Regions from separate parts of the Homo sapiens genome. Here region 1 is linked to region 2. Evidence: chromatin loops called from intact Hi-C (ENCODE). Cell type or tissue: Calu3. All regions are shown on one strand. Links, peaks and the distances in the headings refer to the core of each region. The heading gives the core; the rest is flanking DNA. Region 1 has its middle 46 kb from the start of PICALM. Region 2 overlaps PICALM (phosphatidylinositol binding clathrin assembly protein).

The links. A loop is a pair of places that touch in the nucleus more often than their neighbours do. Peaks named below come from ENCODE experiments on the same cell type or tissue, not always from the same donor. Only the 100,000 strongest peaks of a DNase experiment are listed, where the experiment ranks them.
Region 1: a loop joins it to region 2, with 3 times the contacts of the local background. A loop is called at or near these places in 6 of 110 quality-filtered maps.

What each region holds. Positions count from the first base shown.
Region 1 is chr11:86,110,643-86,119,631 of GRCh38, reverse strand. No RefSeq gene overlaps it. Among named protein-coding and RNA genes, the nearest start is that of PICALM, 46 kb to the right of the region's middle. RefSeq lists an enhancer at 2,873-3,342. In Calu3, for the core only: no CTCF peak of the experiment used is centred there; DNase peaks (open chromatin) are centred at 3,141 and 3,471.
Region 2 is chr11:86,042,366-86,051,354 of GRCh38, reverse strand. All of the region lies in intron 1 of PICALM (phosphatidylinositol binding clathrin assembly protein), which reads left to right. It overlaps LOC124902730 (a long non-coding RNA gene), which reads left to right. Exons shown (of 2, transcript XR_007062822.1): 1 at 1-8,593; 2 at 8,827-8,966. Among named protein-coding and RNA genes, the nearest start is that of PICALM, 22 kb to the left of the region's middle. In Calu3, for the core only: no CTCF peak of the experiment used is centred there; no DNase peak of the experiment used is centred there.

The sequences.
Region 1 (8,989 bases), core at 2,514-5,013, 68 kb before region 2:
CACCTCCTGGGTTCAAGCAATTCTCCCCCCTTATCCTCCCGAGTAGCTGGGATTACAGGCACCTGCCACCACGCCCAGCTAATTTTTGTCTTTTTTGGTAGAGATGGGGTTTCACCATGTTGGCCAGGCTGGTCTCAAACTCCTGACCTCAAGTGATCCCCCACCTCGAACTCCCAAAGTGTTGGGATTACAGGCATGAGCTACCGTGCCTGGCCTTGAACCAGTTCTGATGTAATGCCTCTTGCAGGAAAATCCCAGGAGTTTTTGGGATGCTTGTTTCTGGTTCCACTACAAAACATCACAGTCTTAGGTAGACTTAATACAAGTGGACATAATTATGCAGCCCTGTTCCACATCATTAGTGAGAGTAAATGCCTCTGCCAGGATTCTGCCAACACTGTTTCTAGCCAGACATCCATTAGTAAACATTGCAGTCTTAAAATACTGGTTGGCTTCTGTGCCTGGGCTGTCTGCATAATGGAAACTAGGTCTAGATTTTTTAAAGTATCAACACGGATAAGCAAAGAAATGCTGTTCTCTAAGGGATGTAGTTAGAAATTTGGGGAACCCAGAATTTTGGTAAAGGCTTTTAAAATTTCTTCTTTTTAAATTTAAAATGTCCTTAATGAAAACATGAAAGTATTTCTTGTCTTATGATGATGCCAAGCAAGGGGCTAACTGGCTCCCTAGCTCTAACTCCGTCTGGCTCAGTATTACCATTTTACTTTCTACATAGAGACCAGAATACATTAAAACACTGTTTCTCTTCAACCTTAGTATTTGATCTATCCAAGTGGGTATTTCTAACAAATTGAAAGTATTTAATTGAAATGCATGTTATAAATAATTGCAATAATTTACACATTCTTAAAAATAACAATCCTTTTAGTTAGTAGATGCTCAACAATTTCAAAAACACCCTGTGTTCTCTCTTTTGATCCTTGACAACCCTGTGAGGTGGAAAGTGTACATGATACGGGTGAGAAAACTGAAGCTTAGAGAGATCAAGAATTTGGCTAAGGTCACAAACAAATTAGACTGTTTTCAAGATCTGCCTAAGAGTTTGTGATAATATCTTCTTAGTATTCCTTGTCGAAGGAGGAGAAACTGCCAGTTAGGTGGGAGAGTTCCAAACTCTGTACCCTGCACACAAGTCCTGTGATCTCATCTGGCTATGAGCTCCCCAGGCTTGCTACAACACCCTGAGTGACATCTGCCTCTGTCACTTGTCTAGAAGGAAAGGTGTTTAACCTAAAATGATTTACTTTCCACATGTAAGTAGTAGAAATCAAAAAGTCTTATCAGAAAGCCAACGTGATAAGAACTTTCTGAGACTTTTTCACAAACCAGTAGTACTGACATGGTTACAAACCTCATTGCCTTTTTGAGTAAAGAATGACAAATAAATGAGAATGGTAAATTGCAGATATCATCTTAGAAGCAGTGACATTCTTGGTAGGTATTGATAAAGAATAAGACATTGAACTTGCTGAGTCTCCTTCCCAGGAAGAACTCTATGAACTTCCATATGGTCTTTTCTTTTACATTCATCACAACAGCCCCACTGAGAGTCTAGACAGAAATTATGATCCCCATTTTACCTATAGAAAAGCTGAGGGTCCAGAGATCAATCGACTATTCCAAGGTCACATGGTGTCATCAGAAGAGACTCACACCAGAGCTAATTTCTCTTCAATGATTTGATTATTACATGTAAGTGACTTGCTTGAGGTAATCAAAGGAAAATATTTGGAGAATGAGGACATTTATGACATGCTTATCAAATATGCAGGTGACTGAGGACTGAGTGCTATGCTAGTCTTAGCTCTGATTTGGATAAGTTACTTAACCCTTCTGGGCCTCAATATCCTTCTTGGGGAAATGAGACAGTTAGTTGAACTAGATTAGGTTTTTCCAACTTTCTTTTTCTTTTTAATTTCATCAAATTAAAATCTGATGAATTTAATTGATAAAAGCTGATCCCGCCTCCTGCTTGGCTCCCTCCACCGCCTACTAGACCCCTGGACACAATCTAAAACCACAGTATTAGGTCATCTGAAAGCTTCTTCCTGTTCCTAAATTCACTGTTTTTATGATTGAAAGCAACTAGCCTCCTAATCTGGTACCTGTTCATGTTCCCTGCAGCATCTTGTGGTATAAAAGAGCCCCCAGACATGATGTCAGAGGAGCTGGGAGTGAATCCTCACAACCAATTATCTATGCAACCTTAATCAAGTTGCTTCACCTCTCTAAGTCTCTGTTTCCTCATCTATAAAATGAAGATAGTAACCCTTCCCAGGTAAGAGTGCTTTGTAAACTGTAAGAGACTAAGTAAATGGACGGTGTCATTAGTATTATCTCCTGTGTACAATATCCTTCTCCATGGAGAGGCGGCTTTATCCTTAGAATGACTCAGAGTACCAGTATGGGTTGAGCTGCTCTTTGGCAAGCTTGCCTTGGTATCTATTGTATTTGGGCTTCATCTTCCCGTGAGCTGAAAGCCAAGTCAGTAGAGAGGATGTGAGCTACCAACACAGCAAATAATTAAACCAAGGAGATGCCATCATTAAGTCCAAAGGGAAAAATTATCCCCATATGGTGACCTTGATAATAATTGCCCAGCTCTATTTCCCCCTCCACACGAAGCCATATTCCAATAATAATTACTGTCATTTGAGTGCTTACTTCATGCTAAGTAGATACTGTTGTTTACATGAGTTGTCTCATTTAATCTTCATAAGAACCTTTTCAATGGCATTACTCCTAATCTGCAGTGAGAAATAATCTGAAAAATAGTGTATTTTTCCTATTTTGTAGCTTAGAAAGGCTAACTAATTTGCTCAGATAATCAGTAAGTGACAGAGCCTGGACTCTGAATTTAAACCTCTGAACTGATCACCTCTGCCTCTCCCAATTGGAAGAAATGATTTTCCACACTCACTACGAGGGCCAACAGCCTCATTCCTGTTTATCTTTGCCATGCTTTAGTCAGCCCCATCTCTCCATGTTAATTATTATTTTCATTTCTTTCTCTATTCAAAAAGACTCCACTCATCTTCATAAAACTCAGAGGTGGAAAGCACCTATTAGTCATTGATGTCCCTGCTAACCACAACCCCCCTACTTGTTCTCTGTAACATGGTTTCTGCTCAGGGAGCCTCAGGGAACGGAGCCCAATCTCTTCCTTTGCGGAGTTAGTCCCGTAACTAATTCATCTCTGTCAGGAAGATTTTCCTCTTAGGTTTATCCTCTTCTTTAGTTTTGTATTTTATCCAATTCTTTCTCTCTGTGGGCTGCACACTTCAGCTCTTCAGATCACATTGCCTAAGCCTGCCCAGGCTCTCAGCAGTGATTTTGCTGAGCTGCCTCTTTCCCTTTTTCCATGGTCAGAGTAGCTTTCTTATTAGCACCTGGAGGATGGTGTCTCCAGTGGACAGAGGTAGAGGTGAGCCGTGGGAGGATGTTGGGAAAGAAAGTGAGGAGGAAGAGGTGTGAGCAGGAGGTTTGAAACCTGCTTAGTCAGAAACTCTTGGATCCAATTTGGCTTGGACCTTTCTCTTAAGTTGCCCCTCTACTGGCAGCAGAGGCATTTGCTATCCAGCTAGGCATGATTCCATTAGGATGCTGTCCCAGGCCCTAAAATTGGTGTCAGGAATCACAGAAATAAATGGAGTGCACCAGTACAAAGGAAGACATTGTGGTACAGTGGAAAGCATGTCAGCTTTAGGATTTGAAAAATCTAGTTTAAATCATTGCTCCACTTTTTACATAACTGTATGGTTTGGCAGTCATTTAACCTCCTGAACTTCAGCTTACTCATTTGTAAAATGGAGAGATAATACCTAGCTTAGGAGTTTCCGTAAGGATTATGGAGAATGGCCTCACACATAGTAGGCACTCAATCAATGACAGCTATTATTTTTCAAAGCCCTAATTCTAAACCACTTCCTCATAACCATGTTTCTTATTTGGAGTCTCCGGGCAACTGGCCTTACCTCTTATTCTTCCATTTTCATTGTGCTACAAACCAGCCTATAGCATTCTCATGTTCTAGCTTCACCTGCAGCATCAACAGTTCCAGACAGTTCCCCACAGTTCCTCACTGCCTTGAAAGCAGAACTCAGGTATGAGCTTTTAAATCCAAATTAACATTAATTTTGTTTTTCAATTTTTACTTTGATGTGAACTTTACCACTGCCATGTTGACAGGGACATAGATACTAATCTATAGGATAAAGCCCATTTATTAATAGGCTGTAAATGAGTGTTGGCAATTTCTCACTTGTATCAAAGACCCATTCCATATGCATGGGTATCAGCAGTAGTATCTTAATATGCAAACAAAATCCAACTTGAACAAATTTTGTTACAATACTCTTTTCAAGTGAATGCATATAAGCATCAGCCAAAAGAACACTGCCTGTCTCTTGGATAACTGAAATCTACTCATTTAACAAATATTTATTGAGAGTCTACAATGTACAAAAGACTTTGAAGGTGCTGGGATACATGATAGGACATGAGGTTAGCAGTCTTGGGGTCACTAAAGCAAATCCCCTCTTTAATGTAGCTTACATTGTAGTGAGAAACACAGGATACACAAGTAGACACATAAAGAAAATAATTTGAGATAATTTCTTCAATGGAGAAAACTAAGCAAAGTGATATAATAGTGACTAGAGAGGCTATTTTATTTATATATTTGTTTTTACTTTAACTTAAAATATCAAAATAATAGATGCACACTGGCCAGGTGCAGTGGCTTATGCCTGTAATCGCAGCACTTTGGGAGTCCAAGGTGGGCAGATCACTTGTGGCCAGGAGTTTGAGATCAGCCTGGGTAACAAGGCAAAACCCCATTTCTACTAAAAACAAAACACAAAAATTAGCCAGGTGAGGTGGCACACGCCTGCAGTCCCAGCTACTTGGGAGGCTGAGGCATGTGAGTTGCTTGAGCTGGGAGGCAAAGGTTGTAGTAAGCCGAGATCATGCCACTGCACTCCGGCCTGGGTGACAAAGTGATATTGTCTAAAAAAAAAAAAAAAAAAGAAAGAAAAAATGGATGCACATAATTCTATTTTTTAAATCTTTACTAATCAAAAGAAAGCTGGAATAGATGCACATAATTTTTAAAAATTTATGTAATTCTAAAACGTTTAATAGGGAGAGGAGGGATAGAAAGGCTCCTCTGAGGAGATGATAACTAAGCTGAAACTTGGATTATGAGGACACAGCTATGAGAAGGCCTGGGGAAAACCACATCAGGTAGAAGGAACAGCAATCCAAAGGCTCTGAGTGCAAATGAGCATGGTGTGCAGGTTAATGAGATAGGAGAAAAAAGTACAATGTAGTTGAAATGAACTGAATAAAAGGGTGAAAGGTAAGAGGTGAGACCGTAGAGGTGGAGAAAGGCCAGATCATATGGGGTTTCACAGGGTATGGCACAACTGTTGGTTATGTTCTAATTACAGTGGGAGACTATGGATGGGGCTGGAGTAAGCAAAGGAGAGATATGGACTTATTTCTGTTTTTAACAGATGATTCTATCTGCTGGATAGAGGATGGAGTATGGAAGGGCAATAGTGAAAACAGGAATCCTTTGCAAAAGTCCAGGTAAATGATGATGGTGGCTTGGATGAGGATGATATCAGTGGTGATGGTAAAATTCAGGATTTATTTAGGAGGAATTAACCTCTAGGATTTGTTGATGAATTGGATTTTGGGAGCAAGGTAAACAGGAAACCAGAATGAGTCCTAAGTTTTGACTTGAACTCCTTGGGGTATGGTGGTGCTATTTACTGACATATGAAAGACTGAGTGTAGAACATGTTTTGGGGATTGGGTTTTGATTTGAAAATGTTAAGTGTGATAGACCTATGAGACAATCATAAGGGGATCTCTAAAAGCCAGCTTGCTTGGCTATTACAGGATACTCCCATTCCCAGTTCTCACACTGCATGTCCAGCTGGTTGGCCAGGTTAGGGATCTGCCAGAAAAAGAAGCAACATGCATGCTAGTCTAGATGCCTTTGTGATTAATTTGCAATTTTTTCCTGAGAGTTGATTTTTGGGCTCAGAGGAGCATGGTGGGCACTCCTCGGAGAGCTGTAGTATATTCTAAGATGTGTCTAGATACCTGCGGTTGATAAAGGAAGTAGTTTCCCAGAACAGAGTTATATTTGGCCAAGAAACACTTCCAGTGACATTTTCCACTTGGCACATAGATAGAAGATGGCATCATGTGAAAAAATAATACAATAACATGTTTCCTATACATAGACTCTTCCACTTCCAATTCCAGTTCCTAGATTTATAGATGTTAGATAGGGAGTGTCTAAAAAAAATTGGTTTAGCCCCTGATCTCAGGGACACAATGCCTAGAAGAATCATACTACTTTTTGTAATAGCGTTTTCTGCCTTGGAGAACTGGTCCTCTTCTTCAACATTCTTACTTTAAGGCTTCAGGTTCCTCAAAACCTATTTTCAGCTACAAAATTAAGTGTAAATGAAATAAATTAAATATAAGCAAAACTCGACTGGGCATGGTGGCTCATGCCTGAAATCCCAACACTTTGGGAGGCTGAGGCGGGAGGATTGTTTGAGCCCAGGAGTTCGAGAGTAGCCTGGGCAACATGGCGAAACCCAATCTCTACAAAAATTAAAAATTAAAAAATTAAAAAATAAATATAGAGAAACTCATTTTAAAAATTATGCTACATTTAGATTATTGTATTTATGTTAATATAACCAGTATATTTATACAACAAAACACCACCAAATTAGCACAACTTAGAAGAAAGTCTATCTGTAAAGGAGTTATTAAATATTTATTTTACAATTATGATTTAAAAACTTTAAATTCACATAATATTAAATATGAGGGCTTTGCTAGGAAATATTTTGTCTATTCAGGCTCACTGACCTATAGAAAACAATAAAAAATCCTGTCAGAAGTAAAATTTAAGTTGTTGGCCTTGAATTCTCTTTTAAGAAAGAGATATGCAAACTTATATGCTTTTAAAATTAAGAGCTGCAAGTATAAAATTATTTTCTACAAATATGAATATCTAAAATGCTGTATTTAAGTTCCATATTTGGTTGATTTCAAAGATGGTCATGAGAGTGGAGGTGAATAAAGAAGAGAAGAGGTAAAACAAAGTTGGAGGAAGGGAGGGATAGGGAGAGATTTGTTAAATGAAACAAAATCACAGCTAGATAGGAGGAACAAGTTCTAGTGTTCTACAGCACTGGAGGATGACTATAATTAACAATCATACATTACAGAGTTTCAAATAGCTAGAAGGAGGATGGTAAAAGTTCCTAACACAAAGAAATTATAAATGTTTGAGAGGATGGCCATGCTAATTACACTGATCTGATCGCTATACATTGTATGTACTGAAACATCACTATGTACCCCATGAATATGCACAATTATCATTTGTCTGTTAAAATTAATTAGTTATATATATATATTTTTTAACTTTTTTTTTTAATTTTTATTTTTTTTATTGATCATTCTTGGGTGTTTCTCGCAGAGGGGGATTTGGCAGGGTCATAGGACAATAGTGGAGGGAAGGTTGGCAGATAAACAAGTGAACAAAGGTCTCTGGTTTTCCTAGGCAGAGGACCCTGCGGCCTTCCGCAGTGTTTGTGTCCCTGGGTACTTGAGATTAGGGAGTGGTGATGATTCTTAACGAGCATGCTGCCTTCAAGCATCTGTTTAACAAAGCACATCTTGCACCTCCCTTAATCCATTTAACCCTGAGTGGACACAGCACATGTTTCAGAGAGCACAGGGTTGGGGGTAAGGTCACCGATCAACAGGATCCCAAGGCAGAAGAATTTATCTTAGTACAGAACAAAATGAAAAGTCTCCCATGTCTACTTTTTTCTACACAGACACGGCAACCATCCGATTTCTCAATCTTTTCCCCACCTTTCCCCCCTTTCTATTCCACAAAACCGCCATTGTCATCCCGGCCCGTTCTCAATGAGCTGTTGGGTACACCTCCCAGACGAGGTGGTGGCTGGGCAGAGGGGCTCCTCACTTCCCAGTAGGGGTGGCCGGGCAGAGGCGCCCCTCACCTCCCGGACGGGGCGGCTGGCCGGGCGGGGGGCTGACCCCCCCACCTCCCTCCCGGACGGGGCGGCTGGCTGGGCAGAGGGGCTCCTCACTTCCCAGTAGGGGCGGCTGGGCAGAGGCGCCCCTCACCTCCCGGACAGGGCGGCTGGCCGGGCTGGGGGCTGACCCCCCCACCTCCCTCCCGGACGGGGCGGCTGGCCGGGCGGGGGGCTGACCCCCCCACCTCCCTCCCGGACGGGGCGGCTGGCTGGGCAGAGGGGCTCCTCACTTCCCAGTAGGGGCGGCCGGGCAGAGGTGCCCCTCACCTCCCGGACGGGGCGGCTGGCCGGGCGGGGGGCTGACCCCCCACCTCCCTCCCGGACGGGTCGGCTGGCCGGGCGGGGGGCTGAGCCCCCCACCTCCCTCCCGGACGGGGTGGCTGGCCCGGCAGAGGGGCTCCTCACTTCCCAGTAGGGGCGGCTGGGCAGAGGCGCCCCTCACCTCCCGGACGGGGCGGCTGGCCGGGCGGGGGGCTGACCCCACCTCCCTCCCAGACGGGGCGGCTGGCCGGGCGGGGGGCTGACCCCCCCCACCTCCCTCCCGGACGTGGGGCTGACACCCCCACCTCCCTCCCGGACGGGGTGGCTGGCCGGGCGGGGGGCTGACCCCCCACCTCCCTCCTGGACGGGGCGGCTGGCCGGGCGGGGGGCTGACCCCCCCACCTCCCTCCCGGACGGGGCGGCTGCCGGGCGGAGACGCTCCTCACTTCCCAGACGGGGTGGCTGCCGGGCAGAGGGACTCCTCACTTCTCAGACGGGGCGGCTGCCGGGCGGAGGGGCTCCTCACTTCTCAGATGGGGCGGATGCTGGGCGGAGGGTCTCCTCACTTCTCAGACGGGGCGGCTGGGCAGAGACGCTCCTCACCT
Region 2 (8,989 bases), core at 2,561-5,060:
AGAGGAGTAAGCTCTAACTGGAATGTAGGGTACTGACCCTAGCTCCATATGACCTCACAAAAATCTGTTACTAAAATAGTTTATTTTCTAAATTACCTTCTTACTCTGTTATTCTGTGATGCTATAATTGTGCTCCTTTAGCTTTTTTTGTTGTAGGCTTGGTCCTTTGGAAACGAATACCAGAAACAGTTTCTCTCTGAGCCTTTGCTTCATTCTCCATCAGAGTATTCTGTCCCATTTACTACTATATCATTATTTGAAAAACAGTTTGAATTTGCATATCTTATTATCATTGGTAGGAATAGGTGGCATTGTCTTATGTGATTCTTGTTTTAGGAGGAAATGGGCAACAAAAATGTGAATTTTCAGCTGGGTGTGTTGGTGCATCCTTGTAGTCCCAGCTACTCAGGTGACTGAGGTGGCAGTATTTCTTGAGGCCAGTAGTTTGAGGCCACCTTGTACAACATAGCGAGACCACATCACATAAAAAATAATAACAATAAATAATTTTTTTCCAGTGTGTATCTTGGATGTAAAAAAAAGGGAGTTTCTTTCTACCTTTATTAAAAATTGTCTTATATGTGTTGCCTGTTGTTCATATTGGGGGATCAGCTGAGGGTGTGTAAGGAGCATCACTAATCCATCACCATTTATGTTCTACCACAGTGACATAATCTTAAAATTATTAAGTGATGAATTGATGGATAATTGCTTCACCTTATTTTTATCTCTTCATTTTAATTCTTCAGAAACACAGAAATGTAAACATTATTATTGTTGCCAGGATCCTTAATTTAATTTGCATGATGGAAGGACTGTGTTTCTTAAATTATATGAATGCTGTGTATATGTATTGTAGAATGGGGAATTGCATGTATCTGTTTAATATTAGAAATCTGTAATAGGTCAAGGCTGCATCAGTTTTTGTGGCTGTAATTGCTTGCACATTTTTGGCTTATAAACTTTTGTGTACCAGTGACAACCATTAAGAGCCAGAAAAGTTTGCTTTTACTTGCAGTACATGTACATCTAGTTTTGAGTTATTTGTCAAAAAAGGGTGAACTTTCTTTTTGGCTTTTTTTTTGGGGGGGCCTTTTGTGACTTGAAATTAAGCAACTTACTGATATAGTTTTTTTTTTTTTTTTTTTTTGAGACAGAGTCTTGCTCTGTTGCCCAGGCTGGAGTGCAGTGGCGCGATCTCTGCTCACTGCAACCTCCGCCTCCTGGGTTCAAGGAGTTATCCTGCCTTAGCCTCCTGAGTAGCTGGGATTATAGGCTCTCATCACTACGCCTGGCTAATTTTTGTATTTTATTTTTAGTAGAGATGGGGTTTTGCCATGTTGGCCAGGCTGGTTGTGAACTCCTGACTTCAGGTGATCCACCCACGTTGACCTCCTAAAGTGCTGGGATCACAGGCGTGAGCCACCTCACCTGGCCTGATGTAGTTTAGAATAATCTTTAGTTGTGTCCAATATGTAGTTTTACCTAGCAAACTCGTTTTAATTGTTGGTACCTTTTTTTTTTTTTAACTTCTCTAAGTTCATCTACCTTCAGATTGCATCTTTGGAAGGGGATGGGCAGAATTTTGGAAGGTAGCAGTTCTCTTAGATGAATAGAAAAGAGGCCAGGCATGGTGGCTCACGCCTGTAACCCCTGCACTTTGGGAGGCCAAGGCAGGTGGATCACCTGAGGTCAGGAGTTTGAGACCAGCCTGGCCAATATGATGAAACCCCGAGATTGCGCCACTGCACTCCAGCCTGGGTGACAGAGTGAGACTCTTTCTCAGGGAAAAGGAAAAAAAAAGGGAAAATAAAAGAAAATGAATTTCTCCAATTAACAGTTACTGGCTTTATTTCAGGCGAGCTGTCATGGGGGAATTTGTCTGGTTTTGAGATATAAGATCAGTGTGAAGATTTATTGATACATACAAAATGGAGTGGGTTGCTCTGCAATGAATTTGTGTGTTAAAACTGAATATCAAAGATAAAATAAGTTAACTGGATAGTTGCATTTGATCTTTTGGTATGGAACCGGAGTAAAGATCTGATTTATGTTTTTTTTTGTTTGTTTTTTTGAGACAGTCTTGCTTTGTCACCCAGGCTGCAGTGCAGTGGCACAATCTCAGCTCACTGCACTGGGTTCCAGTGATTCTCATGCCTCAGCCTCCCAAGTAGTTGGGATTATAGGTGTGCACCCACCGTGCCTGACTAATTTTTGTATTTTTAGTAGAGACGGGCTTTTGCCATGTTGGTCAGGCTGGTCTGGAACTCCTAGCCTCATGTGATCCACCCGCCTTGGTCTTCCAAAGTGCTGGGATTACAGGTGGGAGCCACCGCACCCGGCCCTCTGATTTGTTCTTTACGTGGTCACTTTGCCTCCCATTTTCAGAATTGGAAGATATACCCACATTATCCTTATTCCCATTTGTACATTTCCTTATTGAAGTAAAACCAGCTGTTTAATGACTGAAAAGTTACAGTTTAGCAGGCAGTAATTTTTTTTTTTTTTTTTTTTTTTGAGACGGAGTTTCACTCTTACTCCCCAGGAGGCTGAAGTGCAGTGGTGCTATATCTTGGCTCACCGCAACCTCTGCCTCCCAGGTTCAAGCGATTCTCCTGCCTCAGCCTCCCGAGTAGCTGAGATTACAGGCATGCGCCACCACGCCCGGCTAATTTTTGTATTTTTAGTAGAGCTGGGATTTCACCATGTTGGCCAGGATGGTCTCGACCTCCTGATGTTGTGATCTGCCCGCCTCAGCCCCCCAAAGTGCTGGGATTACAGGTGTGAGCCACTGCACCCGGCCTATTTTTCTTTTATTAACATTAGCTTTAGTAATTTTTCTTCACAGAACTATGTATTTGTGTATTTGTTGTCAGGTTTGGAATTTGTGTTGGCTATCAATTTAATATAAAGTCTTAGACTTTATAGAGTATAAACCCTCATTTATTTTTGTTCATCGTATTCTTGCAAAATACTGTTTTGACTTGGTGACCTAGAGTGGATCAAGGCACTATCTTCAAGTGGTTTCTGTAGTAGCCTAACCTAGAAACACTGCCTGACATAGCTGAGTGGCAATGAAAAACAGCCATAGGTACTAACTTAAAAATTAGCTATAGAATTGCAACTGGCAGCTAAGTTAGAAAGCTATTTATAGAGCAGCTTGGGATACTAAGATACTCCTTGACTGCATGAAGGTGCAGTGCAAGGAGAGAACCATTGCTTCGCATCAGGAGATTGGAAACCTTTTTTTTTTGAGACGGAGTTTTGGCCTTGTTGCCCAGGCTGGAGTGCAGTGGCGGGATCTCGGCTCACTGCAGCCTCTGCCTCCCGAGTTCAGGAGATTCTCCTGCGTCAGCCTCCCAAGTAGCTGGGATTACAGGTGCCCGCCACCATGCCCGGCTAATTTTTTATATTTTTAGTAGAGACGAGGTTTCACCATGTTGGCCAGGCTGGTCTCAAACTCCTGACCTCAGGTGATCTGCCCGCCTCAGCCTCCCAAAGTGCTGGTATTACGAGTGTGAGCCACTGCACCCAGCCGGAAACGTTTTAAGAGAGAAACTTACTAATAAGTTGCTTCCTGTCCTTGGGCTTATAGACTTAATCTAGAATTGATTTTTCTTTGACTTTCTTCATCAGAGTTATATTTTCATAACTTAATGACTAACCAAGAATGTGTTATAACTGTTGAGGCCCCTTTTAACGTAGTTTACCCCTTCTGCTATTACTTAGAATTGATAGTAATTACATCTCTAGGGCAAAAGATGACTGGAAAATTGCTTTGTGTTCTTCTCATGTAACATCATATAAGACCTGTTCACCTAAAATCTAGTGAGTTGATTTAGTTTGTTCTCTGACATTCTTGGCTTCTTTAAACTTGCTTATAAATTAAGGCTTGCAGTTTGAGTCATTTGGAAATGGGCAATGCCCAGAACTTTCGCAACTTGTGAACTTGAGTTGAATAATGTGTCGCTTTCCTCATAGTCTGTCAACTTTAGTTCATTGTAGCCACAAAGAAGATGATTATGCCAATGAGGATTATACTAAACCAGACAAGAGGTGGCCTACTGTGTATACTAGGAATTAGATTTGTGAGAACTAAACACAACACTGAATTTGTGAAAATGTGTGCAGTTTAGAGTAATTAGAGAAAATGATAAGTCTCACTCAGACCACATGGAAATGGGGGTAGAGTGTGTGTGTGTTGTGGATGTGTGTCTTCATCTATCCTGCTAGTGGAAAGGTTACTGTTTGAAAAATGTAGTTCCAACACAGCCACTAGTTTGTGCTACTTTAGACAAGTATTTAAATCTTTGCAATAGAGATATTATAATAGAGCATTCCTTGCCTTGGCACAAGGCTGTTGTTAAATTGGAAGACTAAGGATATGAAAGAATTTTGTAATGTATAAAGAAATCTTGGCCAAGCACGGTGGCTCATGCCTGTAATCCCAACACTTTGGGAGGCCAAAGTGGGAGGATCACTTAAGGCCAGGAGTTTGAGACCAGCCTGGGCAACATAGTGAGACCTTGTATCTACAGAAAATTTAAAAATTGGCTGCATGTGCTGGCATGTACCTGTAGTCCCAGCTACTCCAGTCTGGGTGACAGAGTAAGACCCTGTCTTTATTAAGAAAGAAAGAAATCATATGTGCATTATAAAGATTTTGCCACTCTTAAGATTGAGTGCAAGGATCTATGGTAACACTTCCCAGTTGATGAAGAAATTGGGCATTAGATAATGAAGGTTTTGCAGCAGTAATTGAGTTTGAGCTATTTTCATGACAGTGTATTGGAAAGGTGATAGAGGAGTTGTCTCCTAAAATGAGGGAAAACATCAATACAAAATGATGGTAAGAAAGAAATGAAAATATTTGTAATGATGCTTTAAAGCTTTAGGGTACTTTTAAAATACCCTAAATATATCACCTTACTAAGCCAAGATGTTGTGAAAATTAAGTATTAGTCCTATTTTTTAAATGTTGAAATGGAAACTGAGTGACTAATTAACATGCCTGAAATCACAATGGTGAATCATGAATCTCGAATTTGATTCTAGATTTTTTTTGCTCATTCTGATGTGTTGGTTAGTCTTGTTATAGTACAGTTGTAGCACATGGAAATGGATGGGACCATGCATGGAAGCCAGAGAGTCTAGAGCAGAACTTCAGTGATGGCAAATTAAAATCTTCATTATCAGTATTTGAAGCAGATATTGAAAATGAATAGCTCTTAGGACAGACTATCAAATAAATGTGAGCCAGAAGATTTTTAATGGGAGAAATTAACTTTAATGAAATATCTTGTAGAAAGAGTTAAAAACAAGATACCTGCCAATCCCAGTCACTCTGGAGAGTATCTAATGTAGCAATGAAAGTAAAAACTAGTTAACATTCTCCAGTGTTTGTCAAGTTTAGGAAGAGATTAACTTGAAAAGCTGTGGTTGGGTAGAAGGTTTATTTGAAGATCGTTTGGCATCATAGCAAAAAAAAGTTGGTGAAAGATTGGTACTGTAGAATGATGGGAGAAAGATGATTAAATTTCCCTTCCTACTTGTCTAGACCACTTAAAATGTATATTACTTTCTCACACAAGCCAGGATAAAGATACACTCTTTAAGAAATTTAGGAGACTCTTCATATATCCATTCATAGATAGAATGTGGTTTTGAAAATAAATGGGATATTGTATAAATATAGATCTATATAAAATTTTATAATTCCTTTTAAGAAAGACATTTGTCAGGAAGTAAAATTGTCAGACTTTTTAGTGCTGAGAAATAGGAAATAGGTGAATGTGGGTTATATGGAGTCTTTTTTTTTTTTTTTTTTTTTTTTTTGAATTTCAAGACAGGGTCTCACTATGTTGCCTAGGCTGGAGTTCAGTGGCTATTCACAGTTGTCATCATTGCATACTACAGCCTCAAACTCTTGGGCTGAAGTGATCCACCCACCTCAACCTCCTGAGTGGCTGGGACTACAGGTGCATACCACTGTACCCTTCTAGGAATCTTATAAGAACAGGTGTATGGTTATGAGGTGTATGAGGATAGAGATATTTTTTGTCCTGGTGATTATTTCTTCTTGTAGAATAATCCTGGTGATTTTTCCTTCTTGTAGAAACTTAAAGGCGTAATATTAAACTTATTAGGAAAAATAACTCTGGCTTTATTTTGTAGTGATTTATTAATGGCTTTATTTTATAGTGATATATTAATAATGTATTAAAATTGCTCATATTTTCCACTTAGAGAGTATTATTTCAAAATTTAAAGCCATGTAGATAGGTTATTATTTGGTGCTACATCCGCCATTACTGCAGTTGGTTTCCAGCAGTTTGAAAAATGATTTTTCAGAAATGGCTTTCACTTGTTACTCAGTGGCTTACAGCAACGGTCCCCAACCTTTTTGGCACCAAGGAGTGGTTTCATGGAAGACAGTTTTTCCACAGACTGGCAGGGGGTGTGTGGAGGGATGGTTTCGGGATGAAACTGTTCCACCTCGATCATAGGCATTAGATTCTCATAAGGAGTGCACAGCCTAGATCCCTTGCATGTGCAGTTCACAATAGGGGTCGCGCTCCTATGAGAATCTAATGCCCCTGCTGATCTGATAGGAGGCAGAGCTCAGGCAGTAATGCTTCCTAGCTCACCAGCTACTGTGTGGCCCAGTTCCTAACAGGTCATGAGCCAGTAATGGTCCACGGCCTGGGGGTTGGGAACCCCTGGCTTACAGGGTCTTCACATGCTTACTAGCTACAGTTACGTCACTTAATCGTGTAATAAATGGCTCGTGTAATTTTGAGTCACTTAAAGTGATCAGATTGTTTTAATTGTGAAGCATGTGAATAAATAAATGAGATTTCCACCGTCTGGTACTATATACGTAAAACTAGAGGCTTTGCAAAATTACCAAGAGACGATCCCGTTTGATGTGTCTTTGGTTTGGCACAGGTGGAGCAGACATGTGAGATATAGAATGAATGGGAGGCCTTCACACTTACTCACTATGTGGAAGGTGGTAGTTGATCATGATGGTCAGTTCCATAGGCCTCCAGGCCACTGGTGACACACTACCACTGTTGCCATAATTCTTAAAAGTCATTTTATGTGGGGCTCCTTCCTAGCAACCTCCCTCAAACACATAGCTCCATCCCTTCCAAGAGCTAAGAAATTTTTAGCACTTGCCACCATCTATTTGTTCATTTGTTTACTGATTACATTCCTCCCATTAGTATATAAGCTCCGTGATAATAGAAACTTTGTCCACTATTGTATATTTCTAACTCCTAAGACACTATTGGCGTATTATAGTATGCAGTTAATACTAGAATAAATGGGATTTCTGTTTGTTCTTACTGAGGTTTGCAAAGCTTCATGAAAGTGGAATATAAAGATTCTCGTTGTTCTGTGTGCATTGGGGACATGGAACGGAACTTGTGTTTTCTGAGTGAGGGAGCCTCTGGCAGAGAGTCTAACTGCAATCCATTATTCCCTGTGACTGGGCAGAATTTAAAAATTTTTAAGAGAAGAGATGAAAAATCTTCTGGATTCCTACTTAATTTAGACATGGGTTTGGCTCTTAACGAAAAACTTTAACCTACCTACAGGGAAGGCTTTTTCGCTGTTACCCTTACTTCTGTCTCCTGGATCTTATGAGTGGAGAAATGAGCCTTTGTTTCACTTACAAATCCACAAATATTTATGCTGTCATATGAACACATGTATAAGGCGCTGTGTCACATTGTGGAAGATACAAAGAGACAGGATTCCTGAGAATTTAACAAAGTTAAGAATGAGTGTTATTAATTAAAACAAAAATGGGACATTTAGGTTATAGTTGAGACCATGTTCTTGTTTTTTAAACGTGAGATGTTTTTGGACACAGAGGTGAAAAATTCTAATGTCTCTAACTCCCCCAGAAGACCTTAGATTGATTTTTCTGAGAAGAAATTTGTGAATGATTTGCATAGAGATTTTCTTTGAGGTTAAGAAATTAGATGAGTTTCCCGGGGTGAAAAAAACAGAAGCAGAGATTATTGTTAAAAATGGTCATGGGTAGAGGGGTTAGAGGGCAAAGTAGGCAGAATAGAAGCATGTTTGTGTTTTAAGGAGGCTAAGAACTAGAATATAGCACTCATAAAAGGAAAATGCAAATGCACTGTGAATAGCTGCTACTGGTAGTGTATTAATTTCTTAGCTACATGTAAACTTTTATTAGTGTGCTTATAACTAAGGTGATGTGTAATATGTCATCCAAACTTGGGTCACTTTTAAGAGTGAAAGGGTGTGCTATCTGAATGGGACCCTGGACAACAGGTGTGAACCAGGACTGTTCCAGCAAAACCAGGACGGTTGGTCATTCCTAACTAATAACGTACTTTTCTCCAGACTTAGTCCCAATTCCTTTAACCTCTCCAGAATTATCTATAAATAATTATAGATATTATACCATAAATGTTTTTTCCTTTATAGTACTCTGATCTGCACTTGCAGAGCCTCTCAGTTGTTGGTTTCTTTTTCCCTGTCTTGTTGGAAAGAAAGGAGAATTTTTCTGCCCCCACTCTGGACCCTGCTTGGGTTCACAGCATTGGTGGAGGTAAGTAGTATTCTCAATGTATTGTTAGTTGACTTTCATTTTGCTTAGGAAATGAGGTTTCTGTATTTTTCTGATCCAGTACTAGATTTTTTTTTTTTTTTGAGAGTCCTGATGATATTTAACTGGGCTAACGAACAGTTAGTAAGTTCTTAGCATGTAATACAAAAAAGTGTTTGTAATTTTGGCATTTGTTCTTAAATTACTTGATACTTAATATGTTTTCTTTCCTATAGGTGGGGTTGTCATTGTGAAATTTAAGATCTTCAAAGAAGAGAATGTAATTTATACCATGAATATGTTATTTTTTCATGTTGGAGCACTGTAATACTTTCAGTTTGTTTTCTTATTGTTTAAATAAAATTTTTAATTCTTATATTAAGTGATGAGTTTTTATTC